Regions from separate parts of the Homo sapiens genome. Here region 1 is linked to region 2. Evidence: chromatin contacts called from ENCODE Hi-C or POLR2A ChIA-PET data. All regions are on one chromosome and are shown on one strand. The core of a region is the stretch at or near the end of the contact, and the rest is flanking DNA. Distances in the headings are between cores, read along the strand shown.

The links. Hi-C counts contacts between places; a loop is a spot of excess contacts on that map. ChIA-PET counts read pairs that join two places held with the same protein, here RNA polymerase II (POLR2A).
Region 1: a loop to region 2 is called in a map of natural killer cell, with 4 times the contacts of the local background. The contact joins the promoter of ADGRG3 here to the enhancer-like site in region 2. A Hi-C loop is called at or near these places in 1 of 168 maps with a recorded cell type or tissue (natural killer cell). POLR2A ChIA-PET finds 5 or more read pairs at or near these places in 1 of 52 experiments (Caco-2).

What each region holds. Positions count from the first base shown.
Region 1 is chr16:57,666,143-57,671,474 of GRCh38, reverse strand. ADGRG3 (adhesion G protein-coupled receptor G3) reads right to left here and starts at 3,169. Exons shown (of 12, transcript NM_170776.5): 1 at 3,070-3,169. The coding sequence starts at 3,127.
Region 2 is chr16:57,811,710-57,816,713 of GRCh38, reverse strand. LOC388282 (a long non-coding RNA gene) reads right to left here. Exons shown (of 4, transcript NR_169553.1): 2 at 2,833-3,052; 3 at 1,069-1,290; 4 at 1-494. It also overlaps a transcript of KIFC3 not described here. Among named protein-coding and RNA genes, the nearest start is that of KIFC3, 12 kb to the right of the region's middle. RefSeq lists an enhancer at 1-3. Within about 2 kb of position 1,598, at least 32 of the 41 ENCODE cell types and tissues checked have a DNase peak (open chromatin) inside an H3K27ac peak, as active enhancers do; they include natural killer cell, where a contact is called at or near this core.

The sequences.
Region 1 (5,332 bases), core at 1,920-4,419, 150 kb after region 2:
CAGCTACTCAGAAGGCTGAGGCAGGAGAATTGCTTCAACCCGGGAGGCGGAGGTTGCAGTGAGCCAAGATCACACCACTGCACTCCAGCTTGGAAGACAAAGAGAGACTCTGTCTCGAAAAAAAAAAAAAAAAAAAAAAAAACTCCTATTCTAGGACTTTCTGTATGTGCTTTAAAAAACTGCCGGGTATTATTGAATTTCCCTCCAGAAAATGGTGTACCTATTTATACTCTCACTCAAAGTGGATAAGAGTGACTATCCACATGCCTATTATTCTATAGCTTACTGAACTTTTGGATTTTTGCTAGTCTGAGGGATGACATTGAATCTTATTTCCATTTAAGGAGTTTGAGCATCTACCTGTATATCTGCGGCCACTTTTATGTCTTTTACTCTGAAGTGCTTTGTTGTATCCTTCTCCCTTTGAGGGTGGGAAGTGGGTCTTGGCTCTGCATTGTCACTTTTCGGATTGCCACCCCCAGGAAGTGTTAGGAGAGCTCCCTCTGCGATGGGTGGTGCTGGGGGCTGAGGCGGGCAGGGGCTCATCTGCTTTCCATTTTTTATTTCCCTCCCTGGTATTTGATTTTTTAAAAATCATGTCCAGTATTACTGTCACATTTTTTAAAAAACTGTTCATTTTTAATCATTAAGACAAAAAAGACATGATAAAAATAATGGCTGAATAAAGAGTAACAGCAGGGTAAAAAAATAACATTTTAGAGGGGATTTTGTAATAATGGACTCTATATGTGATAATTCGTTTTAGATAGTTTATAAAGGAACTGTAAATTTCTGTTAGTTTATAAAGATATTTATGATGCATTGTTTAATGGGAAATGAAAATGATAGATGAGCATGAATATAGTATGATCTATGTTGGCTTTTTAAAAAAGGGGAGAAGAGGGAGAGGAGGAAGAAGACAGAAACAGGGAGAGGGAAGAGAGGAGAGGGGAGGAGGGGTTGAGAGGGGAAGGAAGAGGACAGGAGAGGAGGGGAGATAACATTGTCAGCTTGAGGACGGGTGCCATTCTCTGCCATCCCGGCCCTGCTGTCATGAATGGGTCCAGGTGCAGGCCTCCCTCCCGGATTGCCATGAATTTCAGCGCAGGCATGTAAGTGAAGCTCTTGGCAAGCACCCTACACAGACAGGATCATTAAATATCTTTTCTGTGTTTATTCTTTGAAGACACTGCAAGCATTTCATGTAGACAAGGAGACCCTGTGCTAGGCCTGTGGGTGGGATAGCACTCCCCTCCTCTCCAGACCCTCTATGCTCCAGAGCCTGGCCTCCATGGACTGCCTCATTTGGGGGTCAGCAAGTGGAAAGTGGACTGGAGGTCAGAGGGCAGGAGGAGGGCAGAGTGGGCATTTGCCCCCACCCCGCATGGCTCCTTCAGCCCCTGCTGGCTCACCGTGAGCAAACCACCGCCATTTCCCTCCTGTAGCCACAGTCTGGCTGTAGAAGCCCAGGGGGCCACTCCCTCCTGGCCCCTTTAGACCTCACGGTGCTGAAGGCTGCCCCAGGTGCCAGCCTGCCCAGTGACCACCCTCCTTGCTCCCCGTGCCCTGCCCGCACCTTTGTCACGTGTCCCTTCATGCCAGGCCCTCCATTGCATCCACCCCTTGCTCAGCCCTAACAGCTGGGTCTCACATGCGAGCCCCCACCACACTGTGTCACTCCTGCAGACTGTGAGCCTTTTGAGGGCAGGGGCCAAGTGGTACCAGCAGGAGCAGAGGGCACCATCGATGCTTCCTGAATGAATGAATGAATGAATGAATGCGCAAATGGAGAATGGAGACTAACACATCACTGTCCACACAGGAAGTGTGCAGACCTTCCTGTGTGTAGACCTCTCAGAGCTCCTTGCTCAATCAAATGGCTGCTGCTCTGCCCCAACCAGAGCACCCACATCACCATGGGGGAAACAGCATCACCTGGAGGAGGCTTGAAGGCCCAACCAGCGATGACAGCTGGGACCTGAGGACGCCCATGAGCCCTGGTCACAGCTGCCATCGGTGGCTCCGTTCATTCATCTATCAAGGGCTGCCTGGTGGCCTGCTCTGTACCAGGGCCTCCCGGGGCCACTAGGAGGACAGTGCTGTCATCTCCCACCCTTTTTTGAGCCAGGGACTGATTCACTCCACTGAATCTTCCAATGTTTGAAAAGAAGAGGGTTATTTGAAGACCAAATAAGTTGATCTATGTGGCCAAAGTCACGCGACCACACGCTGGACACACAGGGAGATGGACATGCAGGCCCCTCACCGAGTCAGGAGCAAAAAGAGAGTGGCCTGCAAGGCCCTGAGACAGGAGCACTGAGGAGGGAGCACTAACGGGGGAGCACCTCCCTCTGTCCGAGAGGGTTGCTAAGACGCCACAGAGGCCAAGAAGGGTAAATGGAGCTGGCTAAGTGGGCAAGGGGTAGGGGGACAGCTTTCCTGGGAGAGAGGCCAGCAAAGGCAAGGCCCGGGCACTTCCATGGCCTCTGGAGACGCACCATGTGTTTGTGTGTGAGACGGGAGAGTGACGGGGAGGAGTGTGGATCCTGGCTCAGGCCACTGAGGACCAAGAGGTTGTGGCTGAGACTGGGAGAGGGAGCCGGTGTGGGGTGACATGTGCGGGAGGAGAGGTCCAGAAGAACGAGGTGACAGACCTTCCTGGCCTCAGCTTCCAGAGTGTCTGAATCCCGTCCCCAGGATCTCACAAGCCAGCTGGAGAATTGCCTGCCCGGGGCCAACCCCTGTCTCAGAGCCAGGCCTGTCAGGGAGACACAGCCCAGGTTGGGGAGTCAGGGAGCACCCTCCGACCTCCCCTATCTCCAGGGCACTGTGGAGCAACAAAGGGAACCTGAGACCAGTCCTGAGCAAGGTTTAGTGGAAGGACAGGACTGACCCAAAGGGACAGGGCTAGAGAAGGTGCTGAGGCGGCCACGGGGGGTATCGGAGGACACATCCCAGACACCCCAACTCCTCACCTTCTCCAGTCCCTGCGTCTGTCCCTGGATCCCTCCCTCGGCAGGGCAGGGTCGGCCCAGCGTGGCAGGAGGGGATGAGGTGCCAGCCACTCACCTGAGGTCGGGAGCAGGAGGAGCAGGAGCAGGGCCCCCAGGCCCCTGGGCGTCGCCATCCTTGGCCAGCCTTGCCCACGCCAGGAGCTCTGTGGCTGTCTGGCCCTCTGGCCCCAGGCTCTGCTGAGCTGGCCTGCCCCCACCCTGCAGCCCCACCACTCTGGCTTCCTGTGTCCTCTTTCTCACCCTTCCTGCTCGATGGCGCCATTGGTTGGGTTGTGAAAGGTGAGTGTGGGGAACTGGGCAGTGCTCCCAGTCTCACCGCACCCTGGGTCCACCTGCAGAGGGAGCTGCTGAGCCCACCCAGGTATGTGCCCCCGGGGCCCCACTGGGGTGGGATCTACGGGGCTAGGGGCTGGGTGGCCACAGGGGCCTGGCTCAGAGCGGATCCCTGGGAACTGTGGTGAGCACAGGCTTTGGAGTCAGGCGCACCTACTCAGACCCCTCCTCTCACAAGCTGGGAGCCTCTCTGAGCCTCAGTTTCCTCCTCTGTAAAGTGAAGATGGCAATGGGGCTGCCTCCTAAGGCTGTGTCAGGGTTTGATGAGACCTGCAACAAGCTGGGCACAGAGCCTGGCTCTGGGCATGAGGACGAAGACCCAGATGGTGCCTATGGCTTGAACCAGGCTGGAGGGTGTGGGAGGAGAGCAGGAGCTGGCCCTGCAGCCTGAGCTTCCCCCACCAGCCTGGATAACAGGACGGACCCAGAGGCAGGGTAGCGGGAAGACAGCAGTGCGGCCCCGGGGGCTGGTCAGGCCTGAGCTAACATCCATCCTGGCCACTTCCTGGCCGGGTGACCTTGCATGCACTGTCTGTCACCCTGAGCCTCCCGAGGTGTGTGATGAAATCATGGATGACGCAGGCGGAGCCGCCTGTGGCCATTACATCATTTCTGATCATCAGAGCTGTGAAATTGTTGTCTTTACACCCCAAATGGTCACTGATCAGGTGGGAGGTGGGGGTGGCAAACACTCCTGGGCTTCAGCCTAAAGGAATTAGGGCGCCAGCCACTCGGGCCAACTCTGGAGGCCCCACGGATGCACTGTGCATGAGGCCATGGCCACTTGGCAATTGGAAGGTGAAGGGCATCCCACCAAGGTGTGTGGTTGCTGGCATCCCCCTCTGGCCCACGGGGCTGGCACTAGCCCTACTCAGCCTTGGGATTGAACTGGGGAGCCGCTCAGCCCCTGCTGGCCTCCATTTCCTCCTCCTCCCACTCAGTGTCTCCTGCTGAGCCCTCTGGGTCTGGGAAGGGGTAGGGAGGGGATGTCAGGGTCACTCATGGTGTGGGAGCAGGTGGGAATTCAGCATGGAGCAGCAGGTCAGAGCCCAGGGCTTCCTGAGCCCCAGAAACTTCCTCTGCAGGGAGGGCTGCGAAGGCAGATGAATGGCTGGGCCTGCCACTGCTCCACACCTGGCCAGCCTTCTCCTGGAAGATCTGCAGACCTCCCTCCCAGCTGCAGGTGAGGGTGAGGTGGGGCAGTGGACTTGGATGTGCTGGGCCCATCGCTGAAGCCCCATCCTGGCACCTGGGCCCTCAGAGAGGCTCGCAGGTACCAGTGTGTGAAGAAGCGCCTGGGGGTGAGCAGACTGAGATTCCGAGCAGCCAGCCCACCTGGGAAGTGGGCAGAGGGCAGGTGCAGGGGAAGGTCAGGCAGGGCTGGAAGGAGGGCCACCTTTTCCTAAGGCCCCTTCCCTGAAACGCCCCCTGGGGACCAGGGACTAGCCTGGAGCCACTCACAGAACCCTGAGACCCCCCCCAACCCCAGGGCCAACAAAACAGTAGTGTCCCTTCCTGCCGCCTCCTGCCCCAGCTTCTCCCAATGGCTCCAGTGGGCAGGGCCTCAAGTCCTCCAGCGAGACCCAGCCAGCATTCAGCCCTCAGCTGCTCCAATCCATTTCCCAAGCTAAAGGGATGTTTCCAGATGCACGCCTGGCCACATGCTGGCAGAAAGGGCGATCCCACTGTCCAAAGCCCCACAGCCTGGGAAAGTGCATGATAATAACCATCGGGGTAAAAGGATCAGCATGGAACTGTTGGTGCCCTGTGCAGGGCCTACCTGAGAAGGTGAGACCCAACCCAAGACCCCTCCCCACTACCTGAGCCAGCCTCAGATGCAGAAACAAAATGTTTGAGAAGCAGGAGAATTGCGGAGGAACGGGGCTGGGTCATTTCCCCCCCATTCTGGAAGATGGGGGGAGTTGCCTCAACCCCCATCCCAGGACCTAGCCCAGCCATGGGGCTCTGAGAGACCCCCCTCACGG
Region 2 (5,004 bases), core at 349-2,848:
TTGAGGTTGGTGGGGGTGCCCTCCAAGACTCCTGGTTGTGGGGAGGGGTGGAGGCTGCCTGGTGTGGCAGCTGCCCAGGGCTGGTTTCTGGAGCACAGCTCAGCAGATGCCTCAGGAACCTGTCTGGCAACAACATTCCTCCGCCACTCAGAGCAGCCAGCTGTCACTCGCAGCCCGTGTGGTTTTGTAAGGCGCAGACAAGGAACGTCAGCTGCTTCCCAGCAGGGCCCGTGAGTCACTTCGGCAGCTCTGAGCCCAGAGTTTCCCCTGTGGCGGCCAAAACCTTTGCCTCTTGGCCCAGCTTCTGTCCTGTGACCAAAGGCGGGTCTTCTGAGGCCTTCCTCAAGAGGAAGCCAGGAGGGGCAGGCCCCAGGATCCTGAAGACACACGGGAAGACAGATCCCACCGCACTTCCTTACTTCCTCAGGCTTCTGGGTTTGGGGCAAGGAGTGTCGTGATTTGGGTTGACACTTTCCGGGCCTCGGTTTTCTCACCTGTGAATGGGGATGTTGTGAGAACTTGATGAACTATTAGAAGTGGGAGCACCCTCCCCTTTCCTCTCCCCAGCAGCTCAGGTAGCAGGTCAAATGGTTCAGAGCCACTGGTAAGAGGATTTGACCACATCCTTCCTGTGGGTACGTGGATGGCCACTCACTAACATCAGGACCAAGGAGGCCTCAGGAGGAAAAGGGACAGCACTCCTGAAGACCCTCACCCCAGGTGAAGTTCAAGAATGTAAAAGCCTGTTTGTAGCAGGGGTGACCCAGCCGAGTTCATCCTCAAATGGACCCCGGGGTATCCGGGCAGCACTCGCCACAGGGCACAGACTTAACCCAGGCACCAAGCACTGCATGTGTGCCTGAGGTGGGGGAGTGGCAGGAAAGGAGTCTGGGGGTGTTTGGGGGTGTGTGTGTAGAGAGTCAGAAGAAGTTGGTGATCCCAAGGACCCAGGCAACTTGGCCGTGGGACAAGCCATGGCTGGGTGGAGTTGAGGGAGTAGACAGATATTTGCTCCCCTTCTCCCAGGCCCCGAGTGGAGTGTTTAGCAGGAATACCCACTTCACTTACGTTTTTGGAGCCTCCGTTTCCAACATCAGGTGCAGCAGCCATGTGGGGGCACCCCCAGCCTCCCTGGTGAGGGTGACTAAGGCATCAGTGTTGGTCTTGGAGGGCATCCTGGTAGAAGAGTCAGGCCAGGTGCTGATGTGGTCCCAGATCAGCCAGGTTGGGGGTGATGGGCAGAGTCTTGTAAGCAGCCCCTCGGGCTTTGGAAAATGCTTGGAGGGGATCCTAGAAAACACGTGGCGGTGGTGGGGTGCGGTGTGGATCTCTAAGCACAGAGATGTACCTGTGGCCTTGAGCTAACAGAAGCAACCCGGAGCTACTCTGGTTACAAATGAGCACAATTCTGCCTCCAGTCAGCCTCCCAGGACCCCCACAGCCTTGGGCACCATTTATCCAGGTGGCTTGTTTGCCACCGGGCTCTGTGCATTGCAGGACTTGTTTGGGCAGAGTCTGTTTCTGTGGGTAGAGACAGGGCTGATGTGAGAAGCAAAAGGAGGTCACCCCAAGTTCCCAGCCACAACAGACTGCCAGCATCAGCCTCCAAAGATGGTATCACCCCAGCCTGGACAGGGCCAGGCCTGCGTGTCCTAGAGCATGTGCAGAACTCTGTTTCTGAAATTCCTTCCTACCTAAGGCTGGTTTCAGTTCCAGCCATATTTGAATTTTGCTGAGTTTGAGTGTCTGCTGTGCACTAGGTTTTATAGCGGACAAAAGAATGGCAATAATAGGCCAGGCATGGTGGCTCACACCTGTAATCCTAGCACTTTGGGAGGCCGAGGTTCGTGGATTGCTTGAGCTCAGGAGTTCAAGATCAGCCTGGGCAACATGGTGAAACACCATCTCTACTAAAATACAAACAACTGGGTGTGTTGGTGCATGCCTGTAGTCCCAGCTACTTGGGACGCTGAGACACGAGAATTGCTTGAACCTGGGAGGCAGAGGTTGCAGTGAGCTGAGATCGCACCACTGCACTCCAGCCTGGGTGACAGAGCATTTGTCTCCAAAAAAAAAAAGAATGATAGTAATGATAATGATGGTGGTCCTAATGACAGTGACAGTTTCTTCATCTGTAACATGGGATAATTATAGTGCCTGCCTCATAGGTGCTGTAAGGATTAAATGGGAGAGTTCATGTAGAGTACTTAGCACATAGTACCTGGCACATAGTACGTGCTCAATAAATATTACCTGTTAATGAGGAAACTGAGGCTCAGAGACTTACCCTAAGTCACACAGCATGGGAGCCTGAATCAGGGACCTCCAATCTAATGTAGGAGACTAACAGTCCCCCACAGTTGTGAATCCAGTGCTAGGTGAGCTAAGGGAAGGGGAGGTGGTCCTGGGGAACTTCTGACTAGGTGGTATCAGGAGTCCCCATGGAGGAGGTGATGCTTCCATTGGGCCTCACAGGTAAACGGCTGCAGGTGGGGATATGGGGGTGTGGGTGGAGCATATGAAAAATTCAAAGACCAGAAAGAGGGTGCCTTGTGGGGTCAGTGGGAGAGAAGGCTGGGCAGGGCGGCTGCAGGCAGATGGTGAAGAGCTCTGAATGCATGCTGAGGAATGACCCACAATGACAAGGTACCCCATTGACTGTGCCCTTGAGAGGCAGTGTGGTGCAGTGGTTCAAGACTTGGACTCTGCAGCCAGCCTGCCCCAGTCAAATCTATAGCATGAGGACAGTAGCGGGATGTACAGGAAGAATAAGCAGGAGTGACTGCACAGCCCCTACCCGGTGCCAGGGTAGATCCCTTCACCTCTGCCTACCTGTCTACCAGGGACCGCATGGCTTTTATGTCCAGGAGAGCATGGGGTTCTGTCTTCAGGCTGTGACTCTGGAGATGCCTTGAGTCTCCCGAGTCCCCGGTTCTCTTCCCTCTGAAGGCACGTGCTGCAGAGGCTGTGAGGATGCCAAGCCCACCTGCATGAGTGGTGCCCGGGTGCAGGGAGGTGCTGGACACACGCAGGATGCCAGGTGGGAGGTTTGCTTCAGAGCATAGGAAATCCTAATTATTGTCATGCAGGCACTCGGCAGGCATGCAGGTTTGACCCCAGGGCTGGGATTCTCAGAAGGTGGTTAGAGTCTCCATTTGTTCACTTAAGACAGGGGCATCCGGTGCCATTTGCCCCAGGAGGTGGGCATGAAGAGCATAGGACAGGGAGGCGTGGAGGGGGTGGAGTAGCGTGGGGGCAGTGCGTGCTTTCTGGGTTATCTGGAGATTTAGACAGGGACACTGTGCCTCCAAGATCCTCTGGCTTCTCCTTTTCCTTTTATTTATTTATTTATTTATTTATTTTTGTATTTTATTTTATTTTATTTTGAGACAAGGCCTTGCTTTGTTGCCCAGGCTGGAGTGCAGTGGCGCAATCTCGGCTCACTGCAACCTCCGCATCCCGAGTTCAAGTGATTCGCCTGCCTCAGCCTCCCAAGTAGCTGGGATCACAGGCGTGCACCACTACGCCCAACTAATTTTTGTATTTTCAGTAGAGATGGAGTTTCGCCATGTTGAGCAGGCTGGTCTCGAACTCTTGACCTCAGGTGATCCACTAGCTTCAGTCTCCCAAAGTGTTGGGATTAAAGGTATGAGCCACTGTGCCTGGCCAGGTTCTCCTTTTTCAACAGCAAGTTGCCTAAACAGTACAAGTGGAATGAGCTCCTGCCTCTTATTGGCCAGTTTAGCCCTCGTGATGGATCCCTTGCACCTGTGCACCTGGCTCAGCGTTAGGTCTAGTCTGGGGTTGCCTCTTGGGCAGCTGCATCTGCCTGTGCCCCACAACTGCCAAGCAGACATGGCTGGACCAGTTCGGGGGAGCCCCTCAGGGGCAGCAGGTATTCCTTACTCACACTTTCTGGAGTGTTAAGATGTTTCCAGGCAACTGAGAGCGCCCTGGCCAGCCCGGTGTTTCGGTGTTTCCAGTCCAGGCTTTGTTTCCAGGCCCTCCCTGTCTGAGCAACACCTCATCTCACCCTGACTCATGGGGTCTCTCCCGCTCCACCTCCAGCCGTTTTCTTGCCACCCTCCCCACATTCCTTCAGGTCCACACACACCTGCCCTTTGATTCATGGCTCTTTCCGCTCTGAGGAAGGCAAGCACCAAAGGCCAGGGCCCCATCACACTCGGTCAGCAGCTGGGGCCACCGCCTGCCACTGGGTGTCTTCACACACACCTTTCCTGGACTCTGGAGTGAGGCTGCTTAGAGGGGGATGATTGCAGAGGGGCTGGGTGCTGAGGGCCCTATTCCCAGAAGGCAAATCCCAAAGGCAGCTCTGGCCTGACCTCTTTTTTTTTTTTTTTAAGAGATGGGGGGCTGGGCGCAGTGGCTCATGCCTGTAATCCCAGCACTTTGGGAGGCTGAGGCGGGCAGATCATGAGGTCAGGAGATCGAGACCATCCTGGCTAACACGGCGAAACCCCATCTCTACTAAAAATACAAAAAATTAGCCGGGCGAGGTGGCGGGCGCCTGTAGTCCCAGCTACTCGGTAGGCTGAGGCAGGAGAATGGCGTGAACCCTAGGGGATGGAGCCTCCAGTGAGCCGAGATCGCGCCACTGCACTCCAGCCTGGGTGACAGCGAGACTCCGTCTCAAAAAAAAAAAAAAAGAGAGAGACGGGGTCTCGCTCTGTCACCTAGGCTGTAGTGCAGTGGTCTGATCATAGCTCACTGCAGCCTTGAACTCCTGGGCTCAAGTGATTCTCTGGCCTCAATCTTCTTTTTTTTTTTTTTTTTTGAGACGGAGTCTTGCTGTCACCTAGGCTAGAGTGCAGTGGCACAATCACAATCTCGGCTCACTGCAACCTCTGCCTCCCAGGTTCAAGTGATTCTCCGCCTCAGCCTCCCAAGTAGCTGGGTTTACAAGCTTATGCCACCATGCCCGGCTAATTTTTGTATTTTTAGTAGAGACAGGGTTTCACCATGTGGGCCAGGCTGGTCTCGAAC